Linked DNA regions of Mus musculus: all the other regions are linked to region 1. The links are chromatin loops, found by intact Hi-C in ENCODE. Cell type or tissue: gastrocnemius. All regions are shown on one strand. Region 1 overlaps Plekhm3 (pleckstrin homology domain containing, family M, member 3). Region 2 overlaps Ccnyl1 (cyclin Y-like 1). Region 3 overlaps Plekhm3 (pleckstrin homology domain containing, family M, member 3). Region 4 holds the start of Mettl21a (methyltransferase like 21A). Region 5 holds the start of Fzd5 (frizzled class receptor 5). Region 6 overlaps Ccnyl1 (cyclin Y-like 1).

Region 1 (4,000 bases):
TGTAACTGTGCATGTCACAGATTGTTTCATGACAGAACTTTGCATCCCAGCTAACTACTGACATTCCTTAGGCAAGGCAAATGTTGTTCCTAGCTAGCAGCTGAAATTGATCATGACCTTGTCAAATCTTGTTCCAGTAGACTCTATAAAGTCAGTATTGAGGACAGCGTGGGGATGGCCAAAAGAGGGTGAAGAGCAGATGACTGCTGAGATAGGAGGGGAAGAAGCCCAGTGTCCCTGGAACACTGTAAGATTGACAGAGTGGACCTCACTCAGAGCTCTTCAACAGTGCTATTCCTCTTTATCCCCATTCTCCTCGCCTCTCACAAACACTGAAATAGGAAGAGAAAGGTGAGAAAAGACCTCCCCCTAAACCAGATTTGTTCACCTACTAAGCTAAATTAAAGTTACCTCCCTTTCATTTGTGATGATAACTTACCACAAAGACAGACTTAATTGGAAGCCTGATGGAGAAATTTTTAATTCAAGCATTGTAGACTTATAAATATGCGTTTAAAAGTGAAAAGATCTCACCACCAGCCAAGAGTTTATGCTCTGTTCTTGCCCTGCATTGAAAAAAGCAAATGGTGATGGTCAGAATGAAAACCTACATTTTAAATTCACTAGAGTCACGATGGCCACCTTTCTATCGGAAAACAATGGACTTTAAGGAGGGTCTTAGTGACTGTGCATAGGAACTTTGCAGTGAGGATGGCAAAAGGGGAAACTCTGAGCCAGAAATACCAGCACAAGCAGATGTGCCACCTGTAGTTCTAACACTGGGAAGGCTTCGAGGCAGGAGGATTGCCAGTTTGAGACCAGTCTAGGATTGATCATGAAAACCTGTCTCAGAAAACAAAAACACGTTGAGAGCCAGCATAGAAGCCATAGGAGGTAATGTGTGTGTGTCTGTATATATGACAAGAGCAGACCTGTGCTGAACCAGTTAACTACTTTTGGAAGTGTTTTTGATAAGAAAATACTACCTTTAGTAGTTTTGGTTTGTTTAATTTGTCATTTATTTATTTTACTTATTCTTGAAATTGTTAGCATTTCAGTGTTTTTTTGGTGCCTATATTATTATATTTTGGAATTCAGGCATTCAGTAATACTCTACTAATTGCTTACAGGATAGGCATCCTGAATTCATAATATACTTACTTGTGTGACATTAGATTGCTGATAGAGTCCATAAATTCCTTGTAATTGGAAAATAGGAGACTAGCCCAGCCTTGTTCTCAAGTTAGTCACTGGAGTCTCTGCCTTAAGAGACTGTATAGTAAGAGAATGAAGAAAGCCCTGCGTGGGCTGTGAAGGCTGCCACTCAGTTAACACTTCTCACCTGTCTCTCAGTTTGCTTCCTGAAGGAGCATGCATTGCCCATATGTTGCATTGCATTGAGTAAAGGGAGTGTTGGAGAGCAGGCCCAGTGCAACTAAAGCTTGGAGAGAGAAAAACAGGGAAAGGCAAAGCGAGGAGCCGAGGCCCGAAGAAGGAAGCGAAGAAGAGGGAAAGTATTACATAATGGGTGAGAGCAGACCTTTCTGGCAGTGTCTGTCACCCAGTTCCCTGTGACACGACGCATCCCTTGGCTGTCTAAATTTGGAGCTTGATAAATCTGGACTGTTGGGGGTAGCTGAGTACGGAGAGCAGGGAGCTCAGCACAGGGTTACAAGTGGAATTGGGTTGCTCGCTTGCGCAGCTGGTGCTTCATGCTTCGGCTTGGCAGTCCGATGGGGTGCAGGTGCGTTTCTAACTCAGAGAGACCGCTAACTTGTAAGTGTGTAACGTACAGTGTACTGCATTCAAGAGTAAAACCAGTTCACTCCCTTTACAGCATATGTGGTTTGCAGGCATTTTCGTTCCCAGTGCTAAACCAGGAAGATTGTTTTTCTGCCTCAGGTTGGGAATTATTCTGTGTGTCCTGTAGGGGGCAGAGTCTCAAAAGAAAAAGAAAAAGAAAAGAAAAGAAAAAGCTTTGTTATACAAACCTGAATGTTTTTTAAATTAGTGGGAGGCTGTTAGTCGTCCAAGAGGTTGCTATAGCAGATGGCCCTTTTAAGGATCCATGCTTCTCTCAGCATTGGTGATTTAAATCACTTGCTTTGCTTTTTGTAACTGTGTGCTGATGACACAGACCGGGTGGAAAAGCAGCTAGAGAACTAGCATGTCTGCCTTCCAGGCTGCCAGTCAGTTTAGCACATTGGACTTCATGCACTCATTGAGAAGCAAATTCACAGACTTTCATGGCTTTAGTGTATCTCTTTAGACTGTTAAGTTTTTAATGTTTACTTAGTCCCTCCCCCATTAAATATTTTGGATGAATAAGGTTGCACTGAGTAGGCTCTTAATTCTGTTGTCATTTGGTTGCTATTTAGAGGAGCTACAAATATTGGCTTTTACATATATAAAATATGGACCGTTGGTCCTGTTTCACTAAATTCTTTCTCTAAGTGAAGACTTCTTAGGTCTCTTAAGTTTTAAACAGTTCCTACAGAGAAAATGGAGCATGACCATACCAGGATGCCTGAGGTTATGGTTTTGAAGCTATATGGGGAGCCATAACTCCATATTTCTTGGCTCATGCTTAGACTTAGGATAGTTGTGTGTGCTAGCTGCATAGCTTCCTTTCCAGCTCCGTGGCTGCTTAGCAAGCCCTTGCTACAGAAGCCTAACCATGTTCAAGTCTGTCTCCTGGGTACCCCTGAGCTCTCCAGAAAGCTAACCATGTTCACGCCAGTCTCCTGAGGACCCCTGAGCTCTCCAGTCCCACCTCCTGACGGCTGAGAACCCATTCCTGTGCTCGTTTGCTTATTCTCTGCTTGCCAAGTGCATGGCTGTGCCTGAGGTCAGAGTGTTAGAAATGTGGACGTAACCCCTTCCCTCATTAGACTGTAGGCAGCTAGGAATGTTAGATATTAAATAATAACATTGGTAACTGCCAAATAGCAGCCACGACCAGATTCACAGATGTGACAGCCACATTCCAGATCCCCGAGCCGTCAGAGGTAGGTAGAGCCAGGTAGGACTGTAGAAGATCATTTCTGGACTATAAAAAAGGCACTCAATGCAGATGAACTTCATGTTTGACCATGACGTCACAGAAAGTTCTTGAGCAGAGCAATGCATGCTGGGCGAGGTGCTGCAGAAGTGTTATTTGGGGATGCTTTTCTATGGCCTCTGTCAAAAGCGTCTACGATAGAAAATGAGGTGTGCTTCTTTAGTGAAACACAGGCTGGAATTCAGCATTGTATTTGACAATAAGGAACCTGTGATTTAAAAATATTAATGCTTAAAAGGTGATTGTTCAGTTTATTAAAATATCTAGTATATGGCCATAAGTGTTTCTAAATTTGGTTTTCATAACTGCCATGTACATTAGATTAAAACATGCTTGTTTTCTTTAGGAATTTGACATGTGTACCTACTCAGCAGATACATCGTTTTCTTGGTTTTGGGGCACACAGTTAAGTTTCCAGCAATTAAGAAACCTAGCAATTGAGTACAATAGTTTCAAGAGCCTGTGACTATATGGTGTGACAGGGATGCAGTGCTCACCTTCAAAACTGTTCCTCGTGAGACTGTTCTGTAGTCTGGGTGTGATTTGGATGGCCCACTTAGGGCAGTGCTCATGAGTGGGACTGAAGTTGAATGTGGGAAGGGACCAAGAGTGGGCTTAGGGCTGCCTCCGGTGCTTCCCTCTGCCGGTTTTATGGTCTGTTCCCTGGCTGCTGTTTAACCTCTGAGGACTGCTGTTGGTGACTGTGCATCTCTGGCATCAAGAGCTGTTGCTTTCCTTTTTCTTCCCCTGCAGCCCTGGGAGGGGTAAACTCAAAGGGGGGAAAAGTTTTGCTGTGAATTCTTCAGCCATTTAGTGCAAATTCCTGTAATTACCGGCATTGTGTCTCTTCTGAATGGCACATAATACAGCAGAAGCCATTCCTAATTGAGACCTTACAGGAGGTACAAATCCCCTCTTTGTTCAGCCTGACAAATTAGT
Region 2 (4,000 bases), 200 kb after region 1:
TAGTGGCCATCACTAAGGCTATGCTCTCAGTGAGCTTGGGGCCTGCAGAGCGCTGCTGTAACTGGGCAAGTGCTGAGTGTCCTCATAACCCAGTGAAACCTCTGAGCTGCTTCTAGGACTGCCTGAGAGGAATCCTGGAGCTTCCTGGCTCATGAGACCATTTCTAAAAACAAACTCTCCACATGCAGAGTAAAACTTTTACTTTTGTACCTCACAGTTTCTGTTATAAATGCTCAGATTAAAAGTGGGGACAGCAAGAGTAAATAGACAATGAATGACTCAGCCTCAAGCTAAACCTTACAGAAGACTAGATGCTCTGAGACATCAACACAGGCAGATCCTTTCAAAAGCCCCTTAAAAGGGGAGGAGGCTTTTAAAAAGTAATAGCATATATACTGTACTATGCTGTCCTTGCAAAGGTCACCAAAACCAACAAGAAAAATAATTTATCAAGCATATTATTAAACATATTATAACAAGACCTACCAATTAATGATGGAAGCTATGAACTGCTGTAAAGTTAGAGATAAGAATGTAGTTTTATGACTATTTCCACTGCTTAAGTAGCTGCTTAGTTAACTTATTCTTTTGAACAGAAATACAATATAACAAAACACATACATGGTGGAAAGTTTTAAGAACTTTAAACAAGACTGGGCGGAGGTGGCACACGCCTTTAATCCCAGCACTCGGGAGGCAGAGTCAGGTGAATTTCTGAGTTCGAGGCCAGCCTGGTCTACAGAGTGAGCTCCAGGACAGCTAAGGCTATACAGAGAAAAACCCTGTCTTGGAAAACAAACAAAAAAGAACTTTAAACAAGAGTTTTAAACAGCCTTTAAAAACATTCTTTAAGTTTTATGTAAAACTTTATAGTAGCAAATTAAGAGTACTAGAAAAATGGTTCTGAAAGCATTCCAAAACCTTATATACTCACATGTCCTCAACCGTAATGTCCTTGAGGATCTGGCAGTAGTCTACATTCCATACAGCCTGGTCATCCCAAACCTTGGAGGCAAGAAGAATGGCTCCCAGAACAATTCTTTTCCAGTTGGTGGGACAAATGTCGATCTCAGCATAAGTTAGGAGCCTCTCTAAGTAAACCTGAGGAATAGAGAGCTGAGCTTTAGTTCATGGTGTGTGCTGAATGTGTGGATGACAGGCCTCCTCTGTGCTTCCCTAGGCAGGTCTTCAGAGACTCTGCTCTACCTAAGCAAGAGGCTAGATCTAAAGCTGCCCACTCGGCCCATTCATCAGAACAAGGACTGTCACTAGTTAAGGGCATCCTGAAGAGTGAGTGATACTGGTGTCATTTTCATGCTTGCAGAGCAGCAAACAGGCTCAGTGCAGATTCAGGCTGTTCATTAAACCCAAGTTTCTCACATGTAATTTTACAGGCATGCTAATGCTGGGCTTAAGTGTATAAAAACCAAGCTACCCTGAGATTATTTAAACCTTTCCCAGTTCACAGTAACCCTGTGTGGAACTAGGACAAGAGAGCCTCCCAGTGGCTGCTGGGTAGAGCAGCATCACAGGCACTGTGCCATCACAGAGCCACCTGCACCTAAGGATGGTCCTTTACACAGTCATTTCCCCTTCTCTGCTCTCACTTCCTAAAAGCCATTTTCTCTCTTACATAATCTGAAATTTCATTAATTCCCTTGCCTTTAATCACTGCACAGACTGAAGCAGGCAGATCATGAGTGTTTGCTTTGTTAGACAGGGTATCACTATACATACAGCTCAGGCTGGCCCTGAACTCCTGTTATGACTGTTTTCTGACGCGGTTTTAAATCTCCTCTAGATTAGTGACCACCCTAGAGACAATGCAAGTGCTATGCTAATGCAAACAGTCCCGTTTGGAGGACGGCAAGAGAAGCTCCCCAACAAGTATTTATGATCTTTAATTGGTAGAAACTAGATGTCAAGTTCAGCTGTGGAAGGCAGCCCATATATGGTATGAAGTGCTTTTTATCAAGATAAAAAAGGCAAAAAAGGAATTTACTTGTAAGAGATAATCACTATTTTTTTAAGGTCATTAGACTAACGGCTCAGATTTCGTAATGTTCTTCAAACTCAATTTTTTTTTCCCAAACACAAATGTCTGCCAAATATGACACGTTCTCTATGAGTTTATCCTCCAGCCCCCATACTTGGAACTCTCAACTATCTGAGGAATGAATCTTTCTCTCAGGACACCCCGGCTGTTCCAGAAGTAGTCAGAGAGCAGTGGCGCACTGGCAAACCGTGGCTGCCCTTACTGACAGGTATGGTAGGTCCTGGTCCTCAGTAACACTTGTCCTGTGTCACTGCAAGAGAGGACTTGGTTTTCTTCAAACCAAAGCCAACTCTTGTGTTTTGTGGGTCTGGCTCCATTCCACTGTGCACAGCATCTCAGCCAGAGATTAGTTCAATGTCAATGTCTGGTTGCTCTGTTCAGCTCAGCTCAGCAGCAGATCACGAACATGCCAGCCCACCTCCAGCCAACCACTTAGTGCACCCACTTGTTTCTGTCTCTGGCTGCTATCACTATTCTGAAACAGCTCTTGCCAAGCCATTCATCAGTGCCTTCACTTAGAGATTCAGACCTCTTTACCTCTCCACCTGCCTGGTTGTAGAAGCTTAAACTCTGTTATCCTTCTCCAGTCTGCAAGCAACACCTGTCTGTTATTGGCAATCTAACAAATCTCTATCCTGGGCATTTTTCACTGCTTGCACATACCATTGTACAGCTTCCTAACGTTCTACTTGCCTCTCTTCTGACCTCCAATTATAGTCTATCTCTCCAAAAACAGGTAGAAAAGCCTCCTAAATTAATGTCACTTTCCCCATGCTCAAGACTTAGCAATAGTCACTAACCAACCTGGAACCTCCCTCCCTGTGAGACTGACCCCTAATTTCCCTTAGTCCTTACTCCCCCCACATGGCCATCCTACTTTCCTTGAGTACATGGAATGTTCTTTCATCACAGACTTACCCAGAGGATCTCCATCTCACTAATGCTGCGACCCTTTAATGCAGGACCCATAACCATAAAACTGTTTTTGCTGCTACTTGATAACTCTAATTTTGCTATTGTTATGAATCATAATATAAAATATTTTTGGAGATAGAAGAGGTCACGACCCAAAAGTTGAAAATCATTGGTCTGGCACTGCTCCACTGCCTATAACACCTAAGCTTCTTGCTTCCTCTTTGCAGTTAGGCTGCTGTTTAAATGCCACTTCTCTAAGGAGGTATTCTGCTCATTTATCTAAAACAAAAACTCTCCAGTTGTTTTTACCATGCTTAATTTTCATGGCTAAAAGCAACTATCTGCAAAAACACCCGTGGTCTTCCTTACCAGGACATCATCTCAAGGCAAGACTTCCATCTCATGTGCTCGCTCTCACATTCTTTCTCTCTCTCTCCTCTCTCTCTCTCTCTCTTTCTCTCTCTCTCCCACCCTCCCTCCCTCTCCCCTCCCTCTGCCTGGTGCTACAACAGAGGTGTGGAGCGCTTGAGGCCTCTTTCAGCATTTGCCTGGTGGGAGTGCCTTACCATTGTGGGAGTGTCTTATCTTGCCTTCTATTACTCATTCCTGCATTTCCTCCTCCCCAGTAGACTTGTCTCTCAAACACTGAAGATAGATCTGTGAGGGCTGGCTGCCTATTTTCATTGCTAATGTTCTCTGCACTTCAACAAATATTTTTAATTCTTTACTTCTGACTCAAATTCACTCTGCAGTCTTGGCTATTCACTGGCCAGGCAGGGCCATTCTGTTCTTCCAGGAATGCAGCTTCCCTCACTAACAAGGACCTTGCCACCTCTCTTTCCAACCCAATTTCACAGCACTGGTGCCCACAGGGCGATTCTGCTCATGAACACAGCACATGGCTTCTTCTGAGTCTAACTGATGGTAAAGGAGGAGGTAGTCACCTTTCCTCAGGGCCAAGCATCTGACTTATCTCCGTGCATCTGTTGTAGGGGCAGTGAAATCCTAAATGCTACAATAACATGCACT
Region 3 (4,000 bases), 130 kb after region 1:
TGTCCTGCTACTTCTGTTTTCACTATGGTCCATGCCCGCTCAGGACTCACAACAGCGTTCTCTGCCACCACCACCGGAATCTGATAGGACACCGTGGAGCCAGATCAGGAGTTGGATCTGCCATGAAAATTCAAAATTGCTATTTTCAGCCCAGAATGTCTCAGAGTGCATGAAGGCCCTTACTGTTTTCAGGTCTAACAAATGACTTGGTGCAGTGTTAGGTAGTTGTTCCACTGCTTAGAAACCATCGAAACAAAAGCAAGCCTGTGCATTTCCACCTCCTTTTTTTTCATCTCAGTAAATACCATACACGTAAAGCATAATGGAAAACGGTCCATTAATCTCCTGGAGCTGCTTGCAAAGCCCAGGGAACGGCTTTTCACTAAACAGCCATTCCCTGGTGTAGCACAAGAATTCCCTCCTGCTAGTGCCAGAAACTCATGTGTGACACCATCCAGCCCGGGGGAAGTGTTGGCACCCAACCCCACCGTTAAGAAACCAGTTCCTAAAATAGACCTGCATTTGCACCGCAGTAGGAAGGCTGCAGGGTGCTCCAAAGGCAGTCAGCTCTGATGGGAGAGGAGTTCTTTCCAGGGCTGCCTGTTCCCAAAGTTGGACACAGCCTTATATGAAAACCATGCAAACTCTGTCTTCCCCCTGACTTCATGTGCTGAATAACAGCCATCTTTTGGGAGTTTTTACATTTGATGAGCTGAAAGGTTAACTGCTTCTTGATTCTTCTATAATAGGCCTCTACCAAAAAAAAAAAAAGGAGTGTGTGATTACAGTGCCTCGGGATTCGAAGGTTCCAATACAGTCTGAAATAGCCCCGTGCTGTGATTCCCCTCAGCTGCCCCAAAACAAAGGTGTCTGTGTCACTCTGTCACTGTGGCTGAGTTGCAGCACACCCTCGGTGAGGTCTGGCCTGTCTCTGCTTGTCATGTGTGCACACTGCACATGAGCACTGACAGATTGCTTTCTGCAACTCCTCCAGGAAGCTTGGCTTGCAGCCCTGCAAGTTCATTCTCCATCCGTGGCCCAGAGATCTCCAGACACAAACTACCTATGATAGCAGGAGCACAGTGATACAGGACCACAGTAATGCCACACACCCTGAGCACCAAGAGCAAAGCCCGCTGCCAGCAAGGAAGTAGAGAAAAGTTCTGCTGCTAGTTCAGGGGAGCTCTGCCCTCTCACCCTGCAGATCAGCTCTGGGTCTTCTCCCAAGCTTTGCTGAAATAGTCAGATTAGAAATTAGGCTTTGACCCTTAGTTGGAATACTGCCTGTTCCCAACACAGACTATTTTATTTTGTTTGATTTGGTTTTTCTTATGGTAAATAGGGAAGTGTGCAATATTGTTTTGGGAGTTTTCTACATGACTTTTCATCTTCTGAAATAATGTGGAGATGTCAGGAATTTGAGACAAAGGGGAAAGAAGCTAGCCCTTTCTTCCTTGGCCACTTCTCCCTGGAGCCTCTGGCCCTTGTCATCCATTCCTTGGTACTGACTCAGTAGTGGTGGTGGGCATTAGGAACGTGGCTCACTGCTCTGCCTGTCCCACTCGCCTGACCCCAGCATACTACAAGCTACGTGAGTAAACCCCTCAGCTAATCTAACCAATGCTGATCTCTGTCACAGGGACAGTTTCTTAACAGTTAAGTTTTAGCACCCAGTAGTCTCTCTGTAGGCACTTCTGTCCTTTAGATTCAAAACTCTCTGACTTGAGGTTGTTTGTTTGTTTGTTTGTTTGTTTTCTGGTATGTTTTAGTGGGTGCGGGGCTAAAACAAAAAAATCTACATCACTGTAAAACTCTGGGTGAAAGGGAAAATGTAGCTGAGCCTCTCCAGCATTTGCCAGTGTGTTTTATGTAAGATGGGTTCCTGGTGACCATGGCATGTAGCACTGTCTCCATAGAGTAGGCTCTGATGTGATGGGAGGCACTAGTGAGAGGGACCCAGGCTGCTCTGCTAGGGCTCTGCTCTGAGGGAAAAGAGACGCTGGCTGCTGTCGTTTTAGAAAGCTCCCTAGTGAAGCCACTTGTTTCCCAGGCCAGATGAACAAGACACCTAGGACAGCTCTTCCACAGTTGGGCCCATCTGGCCAGCCTTGGAAGCTGTAACCCAGCCCTGTCCCCTCCCATGATTGCCTTGCCTGCTTGCTTCCTCAGCCCTGGGCCAGGTTTGAGGCTCATGTTAATAAACCACCTAGAGACCAACTGGCCAGCGGCCCTTCCTTCCCACCGGTTCATCTCCCTGTAGGAGTGCCTTATAGTCTAGTCTAGTCTCTGACCCACTTGAAGCCTGCAGGACCCTTCAACCAACTATGGATCCCTTCGCGCTTCCCTGCTGGCTCTTGTTCAGTACACAGCCCACCTGGAGCCTGTGTATTCCGAGATGCACGTCCACCTTTGCTTAACCTGGTGCCTTAACTTCACAAGTAAAGGGATTCACATTGCAAACGCATTATCTGAGTGAAACATCAGTTTCTTCGGTGCCATTGGCACTTTTACCAGGAAATACAATAGGCATAATCATACAATGTTTTGACTTTATTTTATGATGTTTCTCAGCCACTCTTTGTTTGCTTGCTTTCATTAACCAAACTCAGGGGAATGTCATGTCACCACAGTCAATGGGGAAAGAAAGAAAACTAGCTATGCAGAAGTGAATGACAAAGTCTGTGAACTTAGTCTTTACTAGGTTCAGAAGTGACATCAACAGGAGGATTTTTTTCCTTTATTGTATAAAGATTCTCTTTACTTGCCACCTGTGTTCCACGTAGAAGGTGGGAAGCCTCGGGGATGTGTGTGGATGACAGTGTCCCTATTTTCGCCGGGGCAGTCCACCAAGCCACCGGATCAGGCCCTCATTGCAGTGAGCTCTGCCTCTGGTTACCTGTCCGGCTCTTACTGTAAACAGTCCTTACCTGTCTCCAAGGAATGATAAAGGGAGGAGGACGCCAAGACTGCAGGTGAAGAGCAAGAGTGTGTGACGTGGATGGTCCTGTATAGCTCGTTCTCGGGCTCCTAGCTCAGATCCGAGTCATTCCCCTTCCTTCTGCTCATGCGGTACAGAAGCAATCAGGATGTGCCTTTGAGCTGTTCCTTCTCTCTGTTAGTTATTCGCAATAGCTAATGTGCTAGTTTACGTGGTCCCTGTTGTCTGGATCTGATTGCCTTTTTTGGTTAATTTATCCATATTTTTGTTTACATTATTTTTAAAGCTAGTAACTGTAATAGTATAAAATTGAAGTTGTGCTGTTGACAGGACATCTCTCTCTCTCTTTTTTTTTTACATTTATCTGTCACAATAATTTAAGTGCACCTGTTCCTAATGTATAAAGTTCTCTCCCTCTCAATAAATGACAATGGAAGTACTTTCTCTCATATCAGCTTTATTTAAGAAAAAAATCTTCAGGAAATGGGGAAGTGAGCCCTTGGCAAAATCAAGATTTGAGGTCTATTGAGAGTGGGCTATTTACTTTTGTAGAAGAAGGGGGATTAAGACCTTTTTGTTTGATGTGTGTGAGAGGTTTGCTGTGTGTTTGTATACTACACTCATGCTTGTTGCCCAAGGAGTTCAACAGAGGGCATTGGATTCCCCTAGAACTGGTTTTATAGATGGTTGTGAGCCACCATACGGGTTCTGAGATCTAAACCCAGGTCCTCTGGAAGAGCTGCAAGCATCCTTAGCTGCTGAGCCATCTCTCCAGCCCTGCTGTGCTTTAAATATCTCTTACATCTGGATTTATAACCTTATAGTGTTCTCAGCCTTTTCTGCATTTACAGAAAATATTACCGGAGTTTGCTTTCTGTTGATGTGATAAACACTGTGGTAGAAGCCTCTTAGGGAGGAAAGAGTTTTCAGGCCAACCTAATCTAGACGTGACGTAGGTAGCCCCTCAGTTAACACTCCCACCCCAAGTGACTCTTGGTTGTGTCAAATTGACAAGAAAGGCTAAGGAGGACAAAGGTGTAACGTGTGGAAGAAGCAGTGTCT
Region 4 (4,000 bases), 300 kb after region 1:
ATCCCCAGCCTCTGCACTTCAGTGTGGCATTCCCTGAACTCCTTCACTGTCAGCTAACTACCTCTGGCCTATTTGTATGTAGCCTACCCTGAGTATGCAGGAAGGCAGCCAGCCATCACTCTGTGAAGGGGCACAGGGAGGCTACATGTCTGAAGGGAACCAAGCTTGTTCCCTGTTTTGTCATATCCCAGGAAAGGACCACAGGAAGGAGCCCAGGGCATCTTTCTATAAGGAAAAAGCACAATCGTTATATTTAGATATATTTCCGAATCACCCCAGACAATGCAAAAAGTAGACCCTTTTGCATATCCTCAGAAAAACTGAAAGGAAGGCCAGGGTTGTTGGCTCACACATCAACATCTCATTCAGCAAGCCGAGGCAGGAGGATTGTCATGAGTTTAAGACAAGGCCAAGCGGTAGAGCGAGAACCTGCCTGAAAGAAAACTGAACAACCAAAACCAAGGGAGGCTGCCAGTGAAGTGTCCTCTCTGTTCTTAGAGGTACAACGTGGTTAAGGAGTCGAGTCCTCTTAACTGACAATGACACCTGGGAGTCAAGAGGACGAGGAAGATCTTACAAGCCTTGAAGGTCTCCAAAAGAATTCCTACCTTGCCAAACAGTCACACTAAAACATGTACCTCATTAATTTTGTATGAATCTTTTGAGGGCACATACATGTTTACGGTATGTGTGCTTTGTGCATACAGGGGACTGAAGAGGACACTGGGTCCGTGGCACTTAGGTGGAGTCTTGGATTTTTGTAAGCCATCATGTGGGTGCTGGGTTCTGATCCTGCATCCTTTGCAAGAGCAAAAGGCGCTCTCAACCACTAAGTCATTTCTCCAGCCCCTCTACCTCACTCACATTGGAAGTCTCCCAAGTTGTTAGCACCCCCCGTTGTGGTACCACCTAAGCAATGCTGCAGCACGCTCTGTTCTCCACGATTACAAAGGTTTCTTTCTCACTCCTGTTTCAGTTGTGAAGCTCCAACCGGGGACCTGGTGCTAAAGAGAGCCTGGATGTTAAGACACAAGCCTTGGCTAGGCATGGTGACACACAACCTGTAATCTCAGCACTTGCCAGTCTGGGGCAGGTGCATCTGAGTTTGAAGCCAACCTGGTACATATATAGTGAGTTCCTGGGCAGACAAGGCTATGTAGAGAAGAGAGATCCTGTTTTAAACTAAACCAAACCAAAGCCCTGGGATAGTGAGAAAGGAGCAACTACCCAGCTGCGAGGGGCTCTTTCACCCACGTTCTGATGGTAAGAACAATTTGTATGGTCAAGTATGAACTAAGGATAGGAAAATCCCTGGGCATATTAAAGACAGCCATATAGCAGGCTGAGCACTTAAATATGTACTCTATCAAATGCTCATTACTCTCTCCCCCAAGGATTAAACAAGTCTTTCTTCTCAGATATTTAGAGGCTCACCAGTGGTTTCTGTTTGTGCTCTCTTTAATGTCTACACTGCTATAGATGTTGATTTTCCTAAGCGGATGTGTGCCCTTTCTAAGCAAGTCGGCAATAATTACAACTCTGGGAGCTAGGAGGGGCAAAAGGAACACGGTAAGTAAATGTAATGTTGCAAATGCTCTTGTTGGCAGTGTGCTGGAGAGCTTGGGGGAAGTTTTAAAGTCATATACATATGTATGCAATCCTCCCCTGTGTGTGTATACATTTTCAGTGGAAAGATGGAGAATAGGGAGACAGAATGGTTAGCTAGATCCCAGGAATCTGGGGAGGTCAACCCATTTACATTTTTGAATGTTTTTCTGACCCAAAGTCTACACTTTCCTGTGCCTAGTTTAGGTCCCCAAAAGAAAGAAATAAAACAGAAAACACACGGAAGAAAGGTATTTCTTCTTCTAGTAACTACATATCAACGTGGTGTGGTCTTTTCACTTGTGCGTATTCACTGATGAAATCGGATTAGCTCTCTCTAGCGCAAAAACGTGAGCTTTAATAAGAAAAGGAAAAGGGGAAGCTGAGAAGCCGAGATAGCACAAAGCCATGGAGCAAGTAAGGAGAAAACTTACTAAGAGAAAAAACGGAGGAAGAAAAGACCCAAACAGGAAACTCAGTAACTTGAGGAAAGGGCTCTTACTGGTCCCCAGTTTACTGCAGGCCACTTGTCCCCAGTCTCCCGCAGCTGGTGCTGGAATGTGGAGGTCAGGCGCGCCCCCTGCCGGCCGGGAGAGGCGAGGGCGGTCGCGGCTCGGCAGGGTCCGGCACGCGGAGACCCTTGGGTGGCCAGGTCCGGGGATGGAGTTTGCAGCCGAGGCTGCCGGCCAGGATTTAGAAAGGCGTCCATTTCGGCCAGCAGAGTGGCGGCGTGGAGCGACGCGAGCGCCCGAGCGCATGTGGTCGGGCTCAAAACCCGGCCTGGGCGTCGCACGCCCACTCCCCAGCCGCGCCGTGGTTAGGGATGCTCGGTAGTGTTCTCTCCCACTTCACTGCCACCAAACGCGGTGACTACGTTTAGTTCTCTACTTCGCTACGCATCCTTGGGCGCCAACGTCGCCGACTAACTGTCCACTTTAAGGTCGGCCTTTCTCCCATGCAAGGCACCCCACGCCCCTGTGCACTCGCCCTCCCTGGCGCCCCAAAACCGTAGGGCCTCACAGGAACTACACAGCACGGGCCAGGGGAAAGCGGCGGTACCGGGGAAGGGGACCGGAAACCCGCGTCTCTCTTCCCGGAACCAGCTTCCACCGCCTTCTGCCAATCCAGCCTTTTAAGGAGGAGCTCCGCACAGCGACTGGGCAAGGCTGTGCGCTTGCGCGGCTCGGGTACCCTCCCGGAACCGTGAGTATCTACGTGGAGGCACTGCAGGGTGGCCAGCGGGCTGTGTGGGCGCCAAGCCTCCACCCGAGGGTCCGAAAGGAGTCTCTGCAGAGCCCTGCTCCCACCATGCTGGGTTCCCGGGACTCTTTCGTGGGCGCGAGGGAAGCGCATCTGTGGCCCCCGGGTGTCGTGCGGGACGTGCTTTTTGTCCCGCGGGTTGTCCGCCAGTATTGTCCGCTCCAGCCCCCAGGGTGACTCCATCCACTCTGCCGTAGGGAGCCTTCTAGGGTCAAAAGGCAGGGCGAACCCTTAGGATTTAGCAGAAGTACGCATTTGGCTCCTTTGTCCTAGCTGAACATGAGGATGTAGGTTGGCGGACCAAACAAACAAAAATGTGGGAGCTGGGTCCAGACAGATCAGGTGCCCAGGGCCGTCACTGTCACTTCGTGTACCGTTCTTTATGTAATGCCCAAGTAGTAACAGGAGCCTGTAGGGTGCCACAGTAGTTAGAGATTTCTAGGCGTTTCCTCCTCAGAGTTATTAGTTGACACCAATTCAGAGCCAATTTTCACTTCCCTCAAGTCTCGGAGGAAAAGCTGTTGAAGAAATTGGATGCACCTCAGTCTATTTCTTAGTTTGAACTTGTAATAACGTCAACAGCTTTTCCAAGTTACTTAAGTAAGATACAGCACTCAACTTCTGACTCTGGTGACACTCAGGATTCTTTTTGCATGACAGGTCTCAGCAGAGATAGACAGAAGAAATGGCCCTGGTACCCTATGAGGAGAGCGCGGCAATAGGGCTCCAGAAATTCCATAAGCCTCTCGCCACCTTCTCTTTTGCGAACCACACCATCCAGATCCGTCAGGACTGGAGGCAACTGGGAGTTGCTGCAGTGGTGTGGGATGCGGTAAGTCAGCACTGCAGGGCCTTTGAAAACATCCACAGTTGCAAGACTGTATTCTAAAAAGGAAATTGATGGCTTTATTGAGATATGATTCATATATAGTCTCCACCAATGTAAAGTCTGCAAAAACACTGGGTGGTTCAGCACATCCATGGTAGTACACCCATTACATTATTTACAGTTTTTCATGGTCCCTGCATCTCCTTGCCCACCAGGCATTCCCTTTGCCCCCTTACATACATTGCACTTTGCAAAGCTGAGGGAAGTGAAATGACTTAGTTAGCTGCCCAGTGAGGACCGGAAGAC
Region 5 (4,000 bases), 180 kb after region 1:
CTATAGAGTGTTGGATTTAGAGGTCTGAGCCACCACACCCAGCCAACGTTCCCTTCCATTACTACTGTAACTACTTGGGATCTCTAAGCAAAAGTCAGATTTTTGTTGTTAAGGAAGGTTGACAGAGCAGTAAGACAGTAATGGTCTAGGCAGAACCAAGTGGAACAACCCAAGGTTCCTGGGTGAATTCCAGTGTGAGTAGTTTACATTCTCCAACTTCCAAATAATTTTTATTATTAGCCAACACTTGTCCATCGCAGCAACATACACAGCACATAAAGTGTAGCAGCCTCCCTTGGCATGTCGGCAGGCTGGACATACTTTCCACTACGGGTCCTTCCTTATCTGACTGGTGTGCTATAGTTTTTCACCCCTCCAATAATTCTTAGCCCGGGATGTTTCTAGACCCCGAGGGCCAAGCAGTTACTAAGAACTAAAGAGATTAAATTCTAGGGAGATAGAATAATAAAAGAGGTAGAATTCTAGGGAATGAAGCAATATACATTATAAACATTTAGCTGTGATGTCTGAGATTAAACACGGAGTTTCATTAGCCTCCACAACGCCTTGCTGATAAACTGAAGATGGCTTTTCAGCCCGTACAGACGGCACAGAAGACAATAACAACCCAACAGATCTCAGTCAGTGAGGCCAGTTCAGAGTCCTTCAAGTACTCCTATGCCCTCCCCTACTTCAAATCCCTCCCACTCCCCTCCCCCAGCGGAAGGAGGAGTGAAGGAGCAGTCTACAATTTAAAGCCTCTTCATAAGCGTGTGAACGAATTTCAAGCATGCTAAACACCTCGGTCTCCCAGCCTAATTAGAACTCGTAGAAGAGAGGCATTTGTGGGACATTTAAAACTTGGAGTATACTAACCCATCAGGAGAGCGCCACTGCGTGTCCCTGCGTTGACTGTGCGCAGCAGGTCTTTTCACGGTTCCCACTGCCCCAGTACGCCCCGGTTATCCGGTCTCAACCTCGCCAGAGTGCACAGCAGCCAACCCTGGGGGACCAAGCACCCTGAGCTGTACACTGCTCCAGTTCAAGAGTTTTTCTCTGTGGGCAAATTCGGATCTGCCAGGGATTATAAACCGCAACTGCTAAGGACTAACGTCTCTAGAGACTTCCAAAACTGGAAAGAAATTCATTCTCTTGTCACAAGGACAAGATTTTGTTATATATAAAAGGGCAAAGCCTGGGAAATATCGATATTTCTAAGGGAGGGGTGAGTGGTAAAGATTGTGAACTCTGCTGCCCAGCTTCTGGTTTGGGATTCCAGGTCAGAGCGCCTATTGTGTGCCAGGAGCTCGCACAGGGAGGGGCACAAGTTTGTCAACGTCTCTGCTGTCTTGTTAGCTCAGCTGTGTAGGTCAAGTTCTGAGGTGTTCTGGCCTCAGAATCCTACGGTATCCAGATCGCGTATCAAGGTGTAAACGATTAACTAACACGAGGTTGCTCATTAAGTACTAGCACGTCTGTCACCTAGCACAAGGCAGCTTAGAAAGAGGACAGGTGGCACAACCGAATTGACCTCTCATCCCTTTAAACAAGCGCCAGACCTCGATAAGGACACTCAGCTGGAGAGAGGTGGCCTGGTGGAGGCCCTGGAAGCCGGCGTTCAGAGAACAGAGCCCTCAGGAAAGTGAGCACCATCCTGGTGAACCACCGCAGAGAACTCCAGAAGGACTTGGGGCCAGGTTTCCCGCCCGGGTTCTCTGGGAGGACTCATTAGCATTGACCCCGCCCTCGTAACTTCCCGGTCCACTATTGGCCGACGCTCTTCCGCTGCCCGCTCCGGGCGGGGCCGCGGGGCGCTCGCGGAGAGGCCAGGACAGCGGGGCGGTGGGCGGGGACCCGGAGAGCGATTCGTGGGACGGCCCAGCTCGGGGCAGGGCGGGAGGGGGCGGGAGGGGCGGTCCCGGGGCGGGGCCTCCCGGCGGGCATTAGAGGCAGGTGACCCGGGCGGGGCGGGAGAGGGCAGTCAGCCTGCGGCCGCGACTTGTCCTCTGCCGTCGCGCACAGCTCGGAGCTCCCTGGAGGTGGGCGAAAGAGTGCGAGAGCGCGGGGGAGGAGCCGAGCGGGGCGCGTCCCGAGAGCGCCGCCACCGCCCCCCGGAGTCTGCTGGAGCGCGGAGCCCCCTGCAGGGGAGGCGGCGAGCGGCTGGCGGGACGCGGCGGCGGGTGCGGACTATGCAGTCCCCGCCCGACCAGCGCTGGCTGCTCGCTGTGCTGTGAGGTGGCGGGGTCCCCTCCGGCTGCCGCACCCCTCCGCGCAGTTCAAGTGCTGCCCGGCGCCCTTGCCCTTCGTCCCGGCCCCGGGACGCCGGTGGAAGGCACGGCCTGCCCCTGCCTTGCTCTGCCCGAATCATGCAGGGGGCCCCGAAGGAAGAGAAGGCGAGTGACCGGCCCGCGCCGCCCATGGTCGAGGGGCGCCCTGCTCTCTGAAACGCCCTCCACCTGCTGCCATGTGTCGCCGCCACAGGTACCTAGCTTGTCGTTAAACTTTCCCAGCTCTGGCCCGATTCGGAGTCGCGCGACTGAGGAGCCCGGCTGGTCGCAGACATCTGCCGCCCAGCAGGATCCTCCGAGGTGAGAGCCCGCGTCTTCCCAGTTCACCCGGTTCCTCTGCCCCCATCTCGGGGACTGAGCTCTCTGGCCCCAGGCACAGCCTGCAGGGCCGGGCCAGAAAAGAGAGGCGGGCGCGGGCAGTGGGGTGGAGGGGGTGGGGGCGTCTGAAGTTTGGTTCTAGGAGGAGGGGAGGAAAGGAGTTAATCTTGAGATTGGAGCTGGTTTGCGGAGACCAAGTGGTTGGCGCTCCTCTAAGAGGAGTGGTTGCGATTTTTCTTTTCCCCTACCTTCTCTTTTAAGAGTTCTGTCCTTGGAGTCGGAGCCCTAATCATCCCTCCAGCCCTATCTGGTGTGGAACTGAGTGCTGCCGGCGGAGGCAGCGCCTTCCAGAAACAGTTTATCTTTGGACGGATTTCTTTAAGAGAAAAAGAAACCAACAGGTTGCCAGCCCGGGCGTCACACTCAAGACTCCGGAGAGGGAAGCCCCGGCCGCAGATTCGTCGGCCAACGCAGACCCTCTCAGGCAGCGGGAGGCAAAGGGAAGAAGGAGACGATGGCTCGACCCGACCCGTCTGCGCCTCCCTCTCTTCTGCTGCTGTTGCTGGCGCAGCTGGTGGGCCGGGCAGCGGCCGCCTCCAAGGCCCCGGTGTGCCAGGAAATCACGGTGCCCATGTGCCGAGGCATCGGCTACAACCTGACGCACATGCCCAACCAGTTCAACCATGACACGCAGGACGAAGCAGGCCTGGAGGTGCACCAATTCTGGCCGCTTGTGGAGATCCACTGCTCACCGGACCTGCGCTTCTTCCTGTGCTCTATGTACACGCCCATCTGTTTGCCTGACTACCACAAGCCGCTACCACCGTGCCGTTCCGTGTGCGAGCGCGCCAAGGCCGGCTGCTCGCCGCTCATGCGCCAGTACGGCTTCGCCTGGCCCGAGCGCATGAGCTGCGACCGCCTCCCTGTGCTGGGCGGCGACGCCGAGGTTCTGTGTATGGATTATAACCGAAGCGAAGCCACCACCGCGTCCCCTAAGTCCTTCCCGGCCAAACCTACACTCCCAGGACCACCAGGGGCGCCATCTTCCGGGGGCGAGTGCCCCTCGGGAGGCCCATCCGTGTGCACGTGCCGCGAGCCCTTCGTGCCCATCCTGAAGGAGTCACACCCACTCTACAACAAGGTGCGCACCGGCCAAGTGCCCAACTGCGCGGTGCCCTGCTACCAGCCGTCCTTCAGCCCGGACGAGCGCACATTCGCCACCTTCTGGATTGGCCTGTGGTCTGTGCTGTGCTTCATCTCCACGTCCACCACCGTTGCCACCTTCCTCATTGACATGGAACGATTCCGCTACCCTGAGCGCCCCATCATCTTCTTGTCTGCGTGCTACCTGTGTGTGTCACTGGGATTCTTGGTGCGCCTGGTAGTGGGCCATG
Region 6 (4,000 bases), 200 kb after region 1:
CTTCTGTTGCAGTGTCCCCAGAGAGCCCACAGGGCAGTAAGTGTGAAGCAATCACTAATTTTGGGGACCCCTTGTATTTTACTATGGGATCATGTTCACTGACCTGCTATGTTGTTGGCATTATGAAGCATCTTTAATACACTTGTTTAACACACGAGAGAGAAGAGATCAGAGGATGAGAAGCACCATTAGTAGTGAACAGGAAATGAACGCAGCGTGGACGCAACAGAAGTGGTCAGCACAGGACACTCTCTCTCTATGGCTCCAAACACACCAAAATGCCAGCAAGCAGCGCTTACGAACAACGTGAATGGCGAGTGTTTCCAGCAGCTTTCTGGTAATTTAAACTGATTGCCAGTAATGACTAGCAGCTCTGATGATACAGTGAGAGAACCTTTAATACCTAATGAGGCTACAATCTGCTCCTAGGTGGTTTCATGAGTGTTAAGAATCCTGTTTGGGGCTGAGGAGTGTTGCTCAGTGGTCAAATGCTTACCAAGCACTTGCTAGGTCTTCAATTTGATTCCCAGCACCACAAAAATGGAGAAGGATTCTCATGTTTTAATGGTAATACTGAAATGCATCAATTCTAAAAGCATATGCAGCAGTTGGGTGGGGCAGGGGCAAGAAAAACCAAAGTTATATGGTTAGTGTCTTTAAAGTCTAAAAATCTGAGCCAGGCATGGTAATCCCAGCATTTGGGAGGTAGAGGCAGGAAGATAGGAGTTCAAGGACAGCCTCAATCGTATACTTAGTTTGAGGCCAGCCCAGGCTATGTAAGACCCTGTCTCAAACAAAAGTCTAAACATTGAAACAATGTAAAAACCTCGCATATTTCACAGCCATTGGCCTACATGGTAAGCACGATCTGTGGTCAGCGCTGTTGCTGTGGAGTGGTTTCTGTAACCGTTTACATTACAAAGGACAGAGAGCTGTTGCTTTGACAAGGTCCCATTCTTTCCTATGGAGTCAGCAGTCACTGTCCAGAGTCTCTTGAATCCGAGGTCTTCCCATCCCGTGGAGTCCCACCTCTGCTGCTCTCTGATCAGGAGAGGTGCTGTTGCTCCAGCCTGTCTATGAGGAGTCCCTGGTGTTCTTACTCCTCGAGTCTCTCTCTTAAGAGAGGATGGCATTAGAGCGCTGAATACCAATGAAATTATCAGCGCTTAAAGATCTTCTCATAGCAGCTCTACACAAGTCTTTGTATTTGTCTTCACACAATCTTGAAATGGCCTAGAAAAGGGAATCAAACAACAGAGAGGTTTGAAAAGGAATGCAACTTTAAGGAAACAAAATAAAAAGCAACACAAACTACTCCAAGGAGCAGGCGAGGACCTCCTGGTATACTAAGCCATCCTTTAGATTCTTAACAAATGCAGCCACATGAGGTATCTGAAGAGAAGGGCAACAGTGCTGTCTTGCGGAAGGTACTTCCAGCTACTGACTAATCTTTCCAGAGTCCTGACTCAAATGCCTATTAAAGGGCAACTTTATTAAGTTACGGGAGAGACACCCCTGTCCTGAGAGTAAAATGCTGGCAGTGCACGCAGAACTCGAGTTTGCATTCCCTGGCATGGATGGAAGGGGCCAGGCACAGTGGCATATGCCTGTTTTCCCAGTGCTAGGCAGTGGTGATAGGAGAAGCCCAGGACCTCAATGGTCTGTCTAGCAACTGGTGAGCTCCAGATTCAATGAGAGACCTTATTTTAAATTGTAAATGAAGAGTGAGTCAGGAAGCCACCTATGCCAGCTGCAGATACATGTACCACGCACAGTTCTCAAAGACACAGAAGATGATCTGACAGGTTTTTACATCATCATCATGTTACTTGTGTAACCGTTTTTTTTAAACAGCACACACCTGTGCAGACATAATTAGTATTTACTCACTTTTCATTAGTCTAAAAACAAGGCTAACAAGGTGGGCAAATGCTGTATGCGATGGCAGGAGTCTAATGACTGAAGCATTTATAAAGTTGTTATTTCACTAGCACATTTAATAGTAGAAAAACATTCTAAATTACTAAGGGCCTTAAGGAGTTCCATTCTAAAGTATGTGAATCGGTATGACTTATTTACTGATTTTTATTAGTTTCTATTATTTCTAATTTAAATTTATTAAAAATTTTAAGCCAGAAATATCACCTTGCCTTATATAAGATACCACTTTCATTTTTAAAACATTTTTATTTATGATTGTGGTAGGGAGGAGGGGGAGGGCTACTCATGGATATCTGAAGGTGCTTGATCCATCTCTTAGAGCTGGAGTCCCACAATCGTGAAGCACTGGATGTGACTGCTGGTATTTGAACTCAGATCCTCTAGAAGAACAGGAAGCACTTTTCAATCTCTGAGCCAGCTCTCTGGCCCCATTACCACTCTTAACAAAGGTCTCAGTTGAGCCCCTAATGCTAATACAGTCATGGTATCTAAACCCTGACAATTTGTCAACTGAGTGAAATGAAGCAGAGTTGTGATTAAGGGTATAATTTCAAGAAGTTTCAAGAAGGGTTTTGTGGGAATACAGAGCTTAAATATGGAACAATTATTTTTATTTTATGTGCATTGGTATTTTGCCTGCATGCATATCTGTGTGAGAATGTCAGATCTTGGAATTAAAAGACAGTTAGCTGTGAGCTGCCACGTGGTACTAGGAATTGAACCCCAGGACCTCTGGACGTGCATTCAATACTCTTAACTGCTGAGCCATCTCTCCAACCCCATCAATAGGGAAACTATTAAAACTACATTACATTTGATTAAAATGACTCTGAATTATGATCAGAGGCGGCAATATTTACCTCTCTATATAATGTAGATACTTGGAGAAACCATAAAAGGCCCAGAAAATACGATGCCAAAGAGATAATGCCCTCTTCAATGTGTTAGTTTAAAGCTTTCCATTGTCTCCACAGATGCTGGCCAGGTGGCTGGAAGGAAACCCCACTTAGTGAACACAGCCTTACCTCTAGGTTCTGTGCTCTTTCTTTGCTGAGAGGAGCAAACAGAAAATTCAGGTTGTTGTCATCTGCTAAGGAGCGAAGGTCAAAGTAGTATTTGGCATAAACACTGGCAGGAACATTAATATTAAACTGGAGTAGCTCCAAGAAATGCCTTTCCATCTCATTCCTGGAGGAGGAGAAACATATCAAAACTCACACAGGACAATTTTAGTCAACTGGGCTATCTTCAAAAGTATCATTCAGAGCTTCTAGGATTGTTCTAAATTCTATTTTGGAACACGTGAAGACTACCCAGCTGGATTAAAATACTAATGTTCAAATAAGGTTCAGCTATTTGTGGTCCTTTCCACATCCCAGCGCTCTTGGGTTTGGGCGGAGGGGAAGGGTCCAGCCCTCTCATGCATCTGTGCTGCTGACTTGCAGGCTCATTCTTCAGAGTTCCATTAGTGCAGCTGTACGATTCATGCTTCGTGCTCACTCACAAGGCCTGCTATAGTGAGCAGATGAAAGGAATGATGTATGCTGTTTATTAGCTCTGAAGAACTTGCAGACATTTTCACCGGGCTGATAACAGGAAGGGGCTTATTGAAGTAGAGAAGCGCCAACAAAAGGAGTGGGCACATCACCACGGCAACAAATGGATCCATCGAGAGCTACGCTATTATCTCTGAGGGGGAAAAACTCTTGAGGCAACAAGGATTCATCTCAAATAAATAAATAAATAAATACATAAGCTACACTGGATGGGAAAGGCAATCCCTTCCCCCTGCCCCAGCACATAAGGCTATGTCAAAAGGGCATAATCCAAGTTTCTGCTCACCTTAATACTGCACTAAGGTGACAAACTCTTAATATGACAGTCAAGACACTCATTTTAAATTCTGGAAAGCAGAGAAATCAAAGGCAGATGTCCTGGCTACACTAAACCCACTTTAGTATACTACACCTAGTAGAGAACTGGACAAACAAATCTGGTTCCTGTGCAGAGAATAAGAACTGCAAGCATTTGCTGCCCTACCTGGGACACAGACACAGAG

What was found. Hi-C counts contacts between places; a loop is a spot of excess contacts. Peaks named below come from ENCODE experiments on the same cell type or tissue, not always from the same donor. Only the 100,000 strongest peaks of a DNase experiment are listed, where the experiment ranks them.
Region 2: a loop joins it to region 1, with 4 times the contacts of the local background. A loop is called at or near these places in 20 of 42 quality-filtered maps.
Region 3: it touches region 1 in a loop (2.8-fold over the local background); 6 of 42 quality-filtered maps call a loop at or near these places.
Region 4: it touches region 1 in a loop (2.1-fold over the local background); 14 of 42 quality-filtered maps call a loop at or near these places.
Region 5: it touches region 1 in a loop (10-fold over the local background); 22 of 42 quality-filtered maps call a loop at or near these places.
Region 6: a loop joins it to region 1, with 5 times the contacts of the local background. A loop is called at or near these places in 25 of 42 quality-filtered maps.

Annotation. Positions count from the first base shown.
Region 1 is chr1:64,917,028-64,921,027 of GRCm38, reverse strand. The region is part of intron 3 of Plekhm3 (pleckstrin homology domain containing, family M, member 3); the gene reads left to right. Among named protein-coding and RNA genes, the nearest start is that of Gm51628, 32 kb to the right of the region's middle. In gastrocnemius, a CTCF peak has its summit at 1,917 (motif pointing right); DNase peaks (open chromatin) are centred at 1,767, 1,911 and 2,085; H3K4me3 peaks cover 1,205 bases; H3K27ac peaks cover 2,120 bases.
Region 2 is chr1:64,715,232-64,719,231 of GRCm38, reverse strand. Ccnyl1 (cyclin Y-like 1) reads right to left here. Exons shown (of 10, transcript NM_001097644.1): 8 at 935-1,101. Among named protein-coding and RNA genes, the nearest start is that of Fzd5, 21 kb to the left of the region's middle. In gastrocnemius, a CTCF peak has its summit at 1,510; a DNase peak (open chromatin) is centred at 1,513.
Region 3 is chr1:64,788,498-64,792,497 of GRCm38, reverse strand. Plekhm3 (pleckstrin homology domain containing, family M, member 3) reads left to right here. Exons shown (of 8, transcript NM_001039493.1): 8 at 1-3,377. Among named protein-coding and RNA genes, the nearest start is that of Fzd5, 53 kb to the right of the region's middle. In gastrocnemius, no CTCF peak of the experiment used is centred here; DNase peaks (open chromatin) are centred at 2, 481, 979 and 2,169; H3K4me3 peaks cover 451 bases; H3K27ac peaks cover 1,254 bases.
Region 4 is chr1:64,615,970-64,619,969 of GRCm38, reverse strand. Mettl21a (methyltransferase like 21A) reads left to right here and starts at 2,206. Exons shown (of 3, transcript NM_025964.4): 1 at 2,206-3,697. The coding sequence starts at 3,551. In gastrocnemius, a CTCF peak has its summit at 2,195 (motif pointing left); DNase peaks (open chromatin) are centred at 888, 2,211 and 2,742; H3K4me3 peaks cover 2,672 bases; H3K27ac peaks cover 3,021 bases.
Region 5 is chr1:64,735,721-64,739,720 of GRCm38, reverse strand. It overlaps Fzd5 (frizzled class receptor 5), which reads left to right and starts at 1,971. Exons shown (of 2, transcript NM_022721.3): 1 at 1,971-2,588; 2 at 2,868-4,000. The coding sequence starts at 3,121. In gastrocnemius, CTCF peaks have their summits at 899, 2,124 (motif pointing left) and 3,809 (motif pointing left); DNase peaks (open chromatin) are centred at 1,866, 2,524, 3,279, 3,667 and 3 more places; H3K4me3 peaks cover 3,607 bases; H3K27ac peaks cover 2,732 bases.
Region 6 is chr1:64,720,756-64,724,755 of GRCm38, reverse strand. Ccnyl1 (cyclin Y-like 1) reads right to left here. Exons shown (of 10, transcript NM_001097644.1): 9 at 2,967-3,129; 10 at 1-1,233. The coding sequence ends at 1,117. Among named protein-coding and RNA genes, the nearest start is that of Fzd5, 15 kb to the left of the region's middle. In gastrocnemius, no CTCF peak of the experiment used is centred here; no DNase peak of the experiment used is centred here; H3K27ac peaks cover 276 bases.